2 separate regions of the Homo sapiens genome follow, and region 2 is linked to region 1. A link is a contact called in ENCODE Hi-C data. All regions are on one chromosome and are shown on one strand. Each heading gives the region's core, a stretch centred on a gene start or an enhancer-like site at or near the end of the contact. The rest is flanking DNA. Distances are from core to core; before and after follow the strand shown. Region 1 holds the start of GOLT1A (golgi transport 1A). Region 2 holds the start of LRRN2-AS1 (LRRN2 antisense RNA 1).

What was found. Hi-C counts contacts between places; a loop is a spot of excess contacts on that map. Pooled maps may share reads with other maps.
Region 2: a pooled map shows a loop between it and region 1 (9-fold over the local background). The contact joins the promoter of LRRN2-AS1 here to the promoter of GOLT1A in region 1. A Hi-C loop is called at or near these places in 3 of 37 single-sample maps with no recorded cell type and 5 of 50 pooled maps.

Annotation. Positions count from the first base shown.
Region 1 is chr1:204,210,798-204,215,408 of GRCh38, forward strand. It overlaps GOLT1A (golgi transport 1A), which reads right to left and starts at 3,191. Exons shown (of 5, transcript NM_198447.2): 1 at 3,085-3,191. The coding sequence starts at 3,109. RefSeq lists an enhancer at 3,062-3,718.
Region 2 is chr1:204,561,039-204,565,494 of GRCh38, forward strand. LRRN2-AS1 (LRRN2 antisense RNA 1) reads left to right here and starts at 3,133. Exons shown (of 13, transcript XR_007066814.1): 1 at 3,133-4,248. It also overlaps the pseudogene RNA5SP74.

The sequences.
Region 1 (4,611 bases), core at 1,941-4,440:
GGGCTTTGAAACTCATATCTAGCTGCTTACTTGGCATATCTGCCTGGTTTTCTCTCAGCCATCTTGAACTGGGCTAATCTTCAATCCCAAACTGGTCTATTTATCTTCCCTCCTTCAACTTGTGCCTCCCTTGGTTGTCCTCAAATGAGTAAACATGTCACCACCGCCCACCCCACCACTTAACGCAGAAGCCCACCCCTCCCCCATGAAATCCACAGCTAAGTTTTCTTTTCTTCTTCCAAGATACATGTTGAAAGCTGTCCATTTCTCTCCATTCTTAACACCTAATTCCCGGCCACGATCATCTCTTTCCTGGACGTATGCAGCAGCCCCCATTTGGCCTCCTGCTTTATTCCTGCACCCTCCCAGTCCTTCTCCACACGGCGCTCAAAGGTCTTGCAAAACATACAACCTGATCATGTTAGCATACTGCCTAGACTCCTTCACGGCTGCCCACTGAGATTAGACTGCAGCAGAGCCTTCTCATCCACACCACAGCTCACAGGCCCTGCCTGGTGGGGCCCAGGCCTGCCTGCCCACCTCATCTCCTGCCACTGTCCCTATTGCCTGCCATGCTCCAACCACACTGTTCTCCATGGCTTCCATGTGAGCCCTCTTGACTCAGGGCCTTCGTACATGCAGTTTCCTGGTCTGCAACACCCTGCCTCTCACTTGTTACTTGACAATGCATCCTCATCATTCAGGTCTCAGCTGAAATGTCAGTTGCTCAGGGAAAGCTGGTCCACTCTCTTCCCTGACCTAAATCCCTCATTTCTCTCTCTCACAGGACTTGCTTATCATATTTGGTAAGAGTATATTACTTGCAGGCTAATTGGTTTAACAAAGTGTCAGCGTGCCACTGGGTTGAGGACCCAACCCACCTCTCTCTATATTTTTATTCGCCAGGTCCATGATTCTCAACTGGGCTGAGGGGATTGTGGGTGGGGAAGCGGGGTGCGGGATGGAAATTTGTTTCCCAGGGGACATCTGGCAATGTTTGAAGACATTTTTTATTGTCACAACTTGGAGTGGGGGTGCTACTGGCATGTAGTGGATAGAGGCCAGGGATGCTGCTGATATCCTATAATGTACAGGACAGGCCCCCACAACAAAGAATTATCCTGCCCCAAAATGTCAATAGTGGGGAGGTGAGAAACTGTGCCTGCCCTCGGTGATCTCATGGATGCTCATAGTCCTAAAAACCATGTATATGCAGATTATTCCCACATTTCTGTCTCCAGCCCAGGCCTCTACCTGGAACTCCAGACTCACATACCCAACCACCTACCTGACATCTCACCCGGATGTCTAACAGCACAAACAGACTCAACACATCTAAAGCCCAATTCCTGCTTCCCCCCACTCAACCCTTCCCATTGCACAGGCTAAAAAATATACAAGGCATTCTTGACTCCTCTTTCTCTCACACCCTATGTCCAAACCGTCAGCAAATCCTCAACGCTTTCCTCAAGGCAGATCCAGCATGGACCACGCCCCGCTAATCTCCTGCTAACACCTTGGTCTCCACCTTCACACACTCAGGACTGGCTTCCCTGGCTGGGCGCGGTGGCTCACGCCTGTAATCCCAGCACTTTGGGAGGCTCAGGCAGGTGGATCACTTGAGAAGTCAGGAGTTCGAGACCAACCTGGTAAACGTGGAGAAACCCCATCTCTACTAAAAATACAAAAATTAGCCAGGTGTGGTGGTGGGTGCCCGTAACCCCAGCTACTTAGGAGGCTGAGGCAGGAGAATCGCTTGAACCCAGGAGGTGGAGGTTGCAGTGAGCAGAGATCATGCCACTGTACTCCAACCTGAGCGACAGAGTGAGACTCTGTCTCAAAAAAAAAAAAAAAAAAAAAGAACTGGCTTCCCTGCTGCTGCCTTCATACCTCCACAGTCTATTCTCAACCCAGCACCCAGAATGATCTTTTAAACATAGAAATAGAACATATCACACCATAGCACAAAACCAAGGTCATTACCATGGTCTATAAGTCTCCAGTGTCCTGACCCCTCAGTGACATCCCTGACCTAAACTCCTATGATTCTCCCCTCACCTCACTTTGCTCCAGGTATACCCACCTCCTTGTTGTTCTTCAAACACACCAAGTATGCTAATGCCTCAGGGCCTTTGCACTGCCTGTCCCTGCTTCCTGAACATTTCCCCTCCAGAGAGCTGCGTGGCTTTGCTTCCTCACTTCCTATAGATCTCTGAAAAAAGATCTGAATAAAGGCTCACCTTCTCAGTGAGGCTTCCCTGACCACTCTATATAAAATAGCGACCCCTCCTACCTCGAACTCCATAGCCTCCTCTTGTTTTATTTTCATCTGGAGGACTTATCATCTTCTGATATACTATATACTTCTTTCTGTTAATTACCTGTCTCCCCTCTCTAGAATGTAAGCAGGGAGTCAGTTTCATTTAATGTTGGACACTCTATATCCAACACAGTGCTTGGCACACAGCAGAGACAAATCTGTTGAGTGAACAAAAGAATGTTGTCACCAATTCTCAGATGAAAAACCAAGGCTCAGAGGCTTTAAGTAACTCACCCAAATGAAGCCCACAGAGCCACGGTTCTTCCCATGGCCCCAGACTTGTTCCAAGACCTCCTCCCTACCTCTTCCCCCAAAAGAAGGGGAAGGATGTTTAGGAGTGAGGGTATGGTGGTTTGGTCAGGGGAGTGGAGTTTAGTTTTTTATAAGAAGCCCCCAGGGCCACAGGAGACCTTGATGGTGTGGGGAAAGATGTCTGAATGGGCAGAGGCCTCCTGAGTCCACCTTTGTGGCAACCCAGTTCTAAGAACCCGGGATGGGAAAGGGGTCAGTGTGAATGGGGAACCTGCCAGGCCCCCTGGGCACCAGCCTCTAGCTACCTGTGGGCCCTGAGCAACTCCCACCCGCTGGAGGGTAGGGAGCCACACCCCACCCTGCCTGCTGCCCCAGGGTGCCAGCACAGCATCTCCCAGCCCCTGGCTCCAGAGGTCACGCTTGTAGTGACAGAGAGCCCAGCTGGGAGAGAGAGCCAGCCGGCAGGGAGCCTGGCCTGGATAGCCCATTGCAGCCCCGCTCATCCCACTTACTCTGCCATTCGGTGATGGAGATCATGCCGCACTCAGCCTGGGGGGCTTTCCGGGTGGAAGCGGGCAAGTGGAGCGTGGCCCAGAGGACGCAGCTGGTACATGGTCACGGGAAGCTGACCCTTGGTTAAGTTGCGAAATGAGCCTGTGGCAAATCATTAACTCTCCCTCCAGCCCCCGCTCCACCCCCGCACACCACGCAGGTGCTTCTACTCGCCAGCTCCCTCCTCCCGTTTTCCGGTAGGGCAATGCCCCGCCCCTCCACCTGCCGCGCCTGCCCGGGGAAGGCACCGCCCACCTGACCCTTTCCTCGCACCTCGCGGTGTTCTGCGGCTCTCGTCTGCTCCGCGAAACTTAGATTGTATGTGGAAGCATTGGAATCTAGGGGGTGCTCAAGTTTCTTGCTTGGTTTGATAGTGTGGGAAGAGTTGGCATCTGCGCATCCCTTTGGGAATGTACTAAATTCATCTTGAAAGTCAAGCTTTTTGCTCTCTGCTATTGCACATGCTAGGCGCTGGGAGGCGATGAGCGACTGAGCACAAAGCCTGTTGTTGACCTAATGGCAGAGCCAGATCGGGTTAAATCAATGGCAAAAGCGCCATGGGGGAAGTTAGACGTGAAGGTCTTCGACCTCCTTTCCCCAAGCGGCGTCCAAGCTTTGGACTGACTGTGATGTTGAGCTATGGAAGACAAAGCCCTGAATTTGGGGTTGGGGCAGGACTGCACAATTTAGGAGGCCTGGTTCTAGTCTACCCACCAGCTGTGTAGACATGGATTCGTCCTTTGGGCCTGCAAAAAGAGAGGCAGTTAGTTCCTAACATCCTTTTTTCCCATCGCAGAGCAGTGGTTCTGACGTGGCATTGATGCCAGGAGAGCCAACATCCACTTTGCAATGTCTTCTGTGTCCAGAAATGAAGAAATGAATTTCAAAGACTACCTATATACATCATTTAAAAATGCAAATAGGCCTGGCATACAAAATGCATTATGTCTGTAATCCCAGCATTTTGGGAGGCCAAGGCAGGAGGATTGCTTGAGCCCAGGAGTTTGAGACCAGCCTGAGCAACATAGTGAGACCTTGTCTCTACAATAATAAAAATAAAAAATTAGCCGGATGTGGTGGTACCTGCCTGTAGTCCCAGCTACTGGGGAGGCTAAGGTAGGAGGATTGCTTGAGCCCAGAAGGTCGAGGCTGCGATGAGCTGTGATCAAGCCATGCACTCCAGCCTGGGTAGCAGAGCGAGATCCTGTCTCAAAAAAAAACAAACCAAACAACAACAACAAAACCAAGGAAAGCTAACATAATTTTTTAAAAAGAAACAAAAAGATAAATTATAATAAAACATGATGTCTTTCAATATATAAATGTTCAGGCAAGACTTACCAGAAGACATAAATGAAATAGGCAGATTGCTTGCACCCACACATAATATATGTTTGAATTTAAGAGAAATAGAAGATGAGCCATTCTATGCAAAAACAAAAATCACACACATGCAAGAAAATGAAAGAGTAGCAGGAAGTGAACAT
Region 2 (4,456 bases), core at 1,883-4,382, 350 kb after region 1:
ATGTTAAATAGCCTGTCAAAGGCAATTCAGAATTGCAGATAGTCAGTGGTTAAACCCAGTATGTTTGAGACAAAAGCCCAAAAGAAGTGCAAGGATTTGAGAGAAATCAAGGTAGAAGAGACAGACTTCATGACAATGCGTGCACTTTAAACAATGTATGTTTAAAGTGACCATCGTTTTTAGAAAAAAAAAGATGAATAAATGTGGTTTGAGGGAAGCAGGGAGTCAAGGATGACTGGGTAACTGGTAGATGGTGGTGCCATTCGTTGAGATAAAGAATATAGGACCGGGTGTGGTGGCTCACACCTGTAATCCCAGCACTTTGGGAGGCTGAGGTGAGCAGATCACCTGAGGTCAGGAGTTCGAGACCAGTCTGGCCAACATGGTGAAACCCTGTCTCTACTAAAAATACAAAAATTAGCCGGGTGTGGTGGTGCGAGCCTGTAGTTCCAGCTACTCGGGAGACTGAGGCAGGAGACTCGCTTGAACTCAGGGAGGCGGAGGTTGCAGTGAGCCGAGATCATACCACTGCACTCCAGCCTGGGTGACAGACCAAGGGAAAAAAAAAAAAAAAGACAATAGAAGAGTAGGTTTTTGATGATGGTGGTGAGATAGGAAAAAATGATGAGTTTAGTTTTGGTTGTGTTGAGTTTGTGCATATGAGAACATCCAAATGGAAGTGGAGCTTAGGAGACACCTGAGCTGTAAATATTAAGTACGTATCATGTATTTCGTATTGTCTAGGCACTGGGGGATACCGTGATGAAGATGAACATGGTTCCTGTTCTCCTGTCTAGGGAAACTGGTTAAGCATGTAAATATTAGCATAGTGAATGTTTTGTTGTGAGACTACATGCTGCTATGAGAAATACAGAAGGGGGACGTAATGTAGCCAAGAGCTTCTGAACAACCTCCGGGAAGAGATGAGCTGAGATTAAAGGAAGGTTAGGAGTTAGGAGAGGAAGGGAAAAGTGCCGTAGTTAGGAGGAAACATGCCAAGGTCTTGAGGTGAGAAAACAGTGGCATCTGGGAAGAACTAGAAAGTTTAGTGTCGCTGAAAGCATGGACAGAGAGAGATGAGTGAATTGAATTGCCTGGGCATCCTGGGAACGGGAAGACACCCTGATGGCAGGGAACCCGCGCCTGCGCTTTCGGGGTCAGGTCCAGGTCTGCCCCGCCAGGGCTGAAGCCAGCTCCTGGTGGGGCTGCAGTGAGGCGGAAGAGGTGGGATGCTGCTGCCTGGCGGTGCTGCGGCGGCAGACCTCCACGAGGAGGTCCTGGGCTACCGCGGGGTACACAGGCGGGCGGAAAAGGGGGAGCAGAGTCAGGGGGCAGTTGGGAAGCTCGGAGACAAAAGGAGGGAGGGAGCCAAAAAGCCTACAGCACCAGGTATTCCCAGGCGGTCTCCCATCCAAGTACTAACCAGGCCCGACCCTGCTTAGTTTCCGAGATCTGGCGTGTTCAGGGTGGTATGGCCGTAGACACTAATGGTGGTGCCTGGCTGCCTCTTCAAGAGCCCGGCCCAGCCACGCCCGCCCGACTCCAGGCGTCACTGCCACCCCAGGGTCGTGGGGCTCGGACTGGGGACCCCTGAGCTGCTCGCCTGCGGTCGGACTGCTCTCCCCTTCTACGCCCAAGCACCGCCGGTCTGCCCTGCTGCGCCTTCCACCGGCCTCCCAGAGCCTCCAGCCATACAGCAGAGATGGTGGTTGGGATAAGAGTTTGAAGAGAGTGGAGCAGGTCTGGAACAGGTATTCTGGAGAATAGGGGAGAGAACAGAGTAGGAAAATTTCCACAAGGCAATTGCCTGAGACTGTCCAATTTGCAGACCAGGGCTTTTCAGCCTCAGGACTGTTGACATTTTGGATTGAAGAATTCTGTGATGGGGGCTGTCCTGTGTGTTCTAAGATGTTTAGCAGCATTCTTGGCCTCTGCTCCCTAGATGCCAGTAGCACTCCCCTAATTATGACAATAAAAAATGTCCGCAGACATTGGTAAATATTACTTAAGTGGGAGAATGGCCTCTGGTTGAGGACCACTGAGGCCAGCCAATGCGTACTACAGGAGAAACATCACACAACCTGCAGATTGGTGTCACACATTTATGGCCCTGACCTGGCCTCTCAGTTCTATCTGGTTCTTCTGTTTTCCTCATAGGCGAAGTAATGGTTCTAACCTAGAAGACAGAATGAGGTGAAGACAGGCTAACTTCTCTAAGCTCTCAATGACTCACGAGATAATAGATGTCAAGATAGAACCTACTAAGTGTTCAGTAAATGTTATCTATTGTCATTTCCAGGAGGGGGCTGATTGAAACTGAAGAATAGTACAGTAGGAGGAGAGGACCAGGAGCTGAAAAGACAGGTCGCTATGTTGAGAGAGAGAGAGAGGAAGAAAGATCTAATAGGACTTCAAAGGCTGTGGTAGATGTATTACTGTCAAAACCTGCGCAGCTTTTCTCTACCAGGCCTTGGAAAAGATTGCACTTCCTGCACCACTGGCAGCGGGCTGGCCAATGGGATGCAAGTGGAAATGAACTGTGCTATTCTGAGCAGAGGCTTAGGGACCATTGTGTGGGTAAGTCAGTGCTCTTTTTCCTCCACGTGAGGCTAGTGTGTCCCAAAATGGGGGCTGCTCCCTTTGACCTGTCTCCAAGACTGAAGAGAACAGGGACCATAGCTGTACCTATCCTGCGAGGGACAAAGGAACAAGCTTTTGTTAATTCAAGCGATTGAGATTTGGGGGTTTGTTACCACAGTGTAATTTGGCATAAGCTGACTGGCATACGGTGGAGCATCCCAGATGAGGGCAAGCTCCCAGGGCCTAACAGAGTGAGTGGCTGGAGTATGTGAAGGTGAAATTCTTTGACATGAAGTGGTTAAGGTCCCACGAGGCCGTGGTGTTAGATGGGTCATTCATGTGATGTTGTTATCATCCAGGAAGCTGGTAGGAGGTAGGAACCCAAAGTCTGTAATGAACAAGGGAAAGTGTGAGCAAAGTCAGCAGATGACAGCAGTAAAGGAGGAGTAAAGGGGAGTATAGATCTAAATATATATATGTATATGTGTGTGTGTGTGTGTGTGTATGTGTGTGTATATATATGCAGAGATTTGGTATATATATGTGTATATATATATGTGTGTGTATATATATGTGTGTGTGTGTGTATATATATATATGTGTATATATATATATGCAGAGATTTGGAAGTGTGGAAGAATAGGGGTCTGAGTGCAGTACTGGGGAGGCCCCATACCCTATCCTGAAAGCACATGAGGTATGGGAAAGTGACCACCAAGATCCTTTGGAGGGAAAGCCAGGTATCTTTTAAGGCAAAGAAGAGGAGGAAAGAAGAGTTTGCAGATGTAGGCAGGAAGTTGTTTATGAAACAGAGTGATAGGCCGGGTGCGGTGGCTCACACCTGTAATCCCAGCACTTTGGGAGGCCGGAGGTGGGCGGATCACCTGAGGTCAGGAGTTTGAGACCAGCCTGGCCAACATGGTGAAACCCATCTCTACTAAGAATACAAAAATTAGCTGGGCGTGGTGGTGGGCACCTGTAATCCCAGCTACTCAGGAGGCTGAGACTGGAGAATCGCTTGAACCCAGGAGGCGGAGGTTGCAGTGAGTGGAAATCAAGACATTGCACTCCAGCCTGGGCGACAAGAGCAAAACTGTCTCAAAAAGAAAAAAAAAAAGAAAGAAAGAAACAGAATGATAGTGTAGTTGGAGTCAAGAGTTGACTGCTTTGAGAACTTGTCTCCAGAAAAAGGGCATGTACTTGTGCAAAATGTTATATGCAAATTCAAAAAACATTTAGACTTCCTAGAACCATCTGTGGACCCTAGATTAAGAACCCTGATCTGGAACAGTGGCTCTCAAACTTGAGCAAACAGTTTGACAGGTCTGACGGTGTTTGACAGGTTGTTGGGCCTCACCCAGAGGTTTCAGTAACGTAGGTCTGCATGCGGTCCAAGCATTTGCATTTCTATCAAGTTCCCAGGTGATGCTGATGTTTCCGGCCTAGAAACCACATTCTGAGAACCACTGCTGAAGTCTAAGGCTAAGGGGGAAAGGTTTGGGGAGAGGAAGAGGAACAGTGGGAAATGGTTAAGGACAAGATTATGAAAGCATCATGGGGATGAGAATGGATTTTTGTTTTGTTTTACTAGGCTTAGGCAGATACTCCAATATTTCTGACACATACATACACGGAAAACCTTGCAAGAGTGGAGAAAAGAAGGGAGAGGTGAGTGAGCACTTATTTTAAGTTTAGGGCAAGGGGTGCAAAAAAATATCTTTTATAGCCTTAAGGATCACTTTCTTGAACACCCTTACTTTACAACAACAGATGTGATATCAAGTATCACATGGCCAATTCACACCTTTGGTCTGGTAACCAGCTCTTGCCCCCTCTCAGTCTAGGGCTTGTTCCCCTTCATCATTAACCTCTAAGA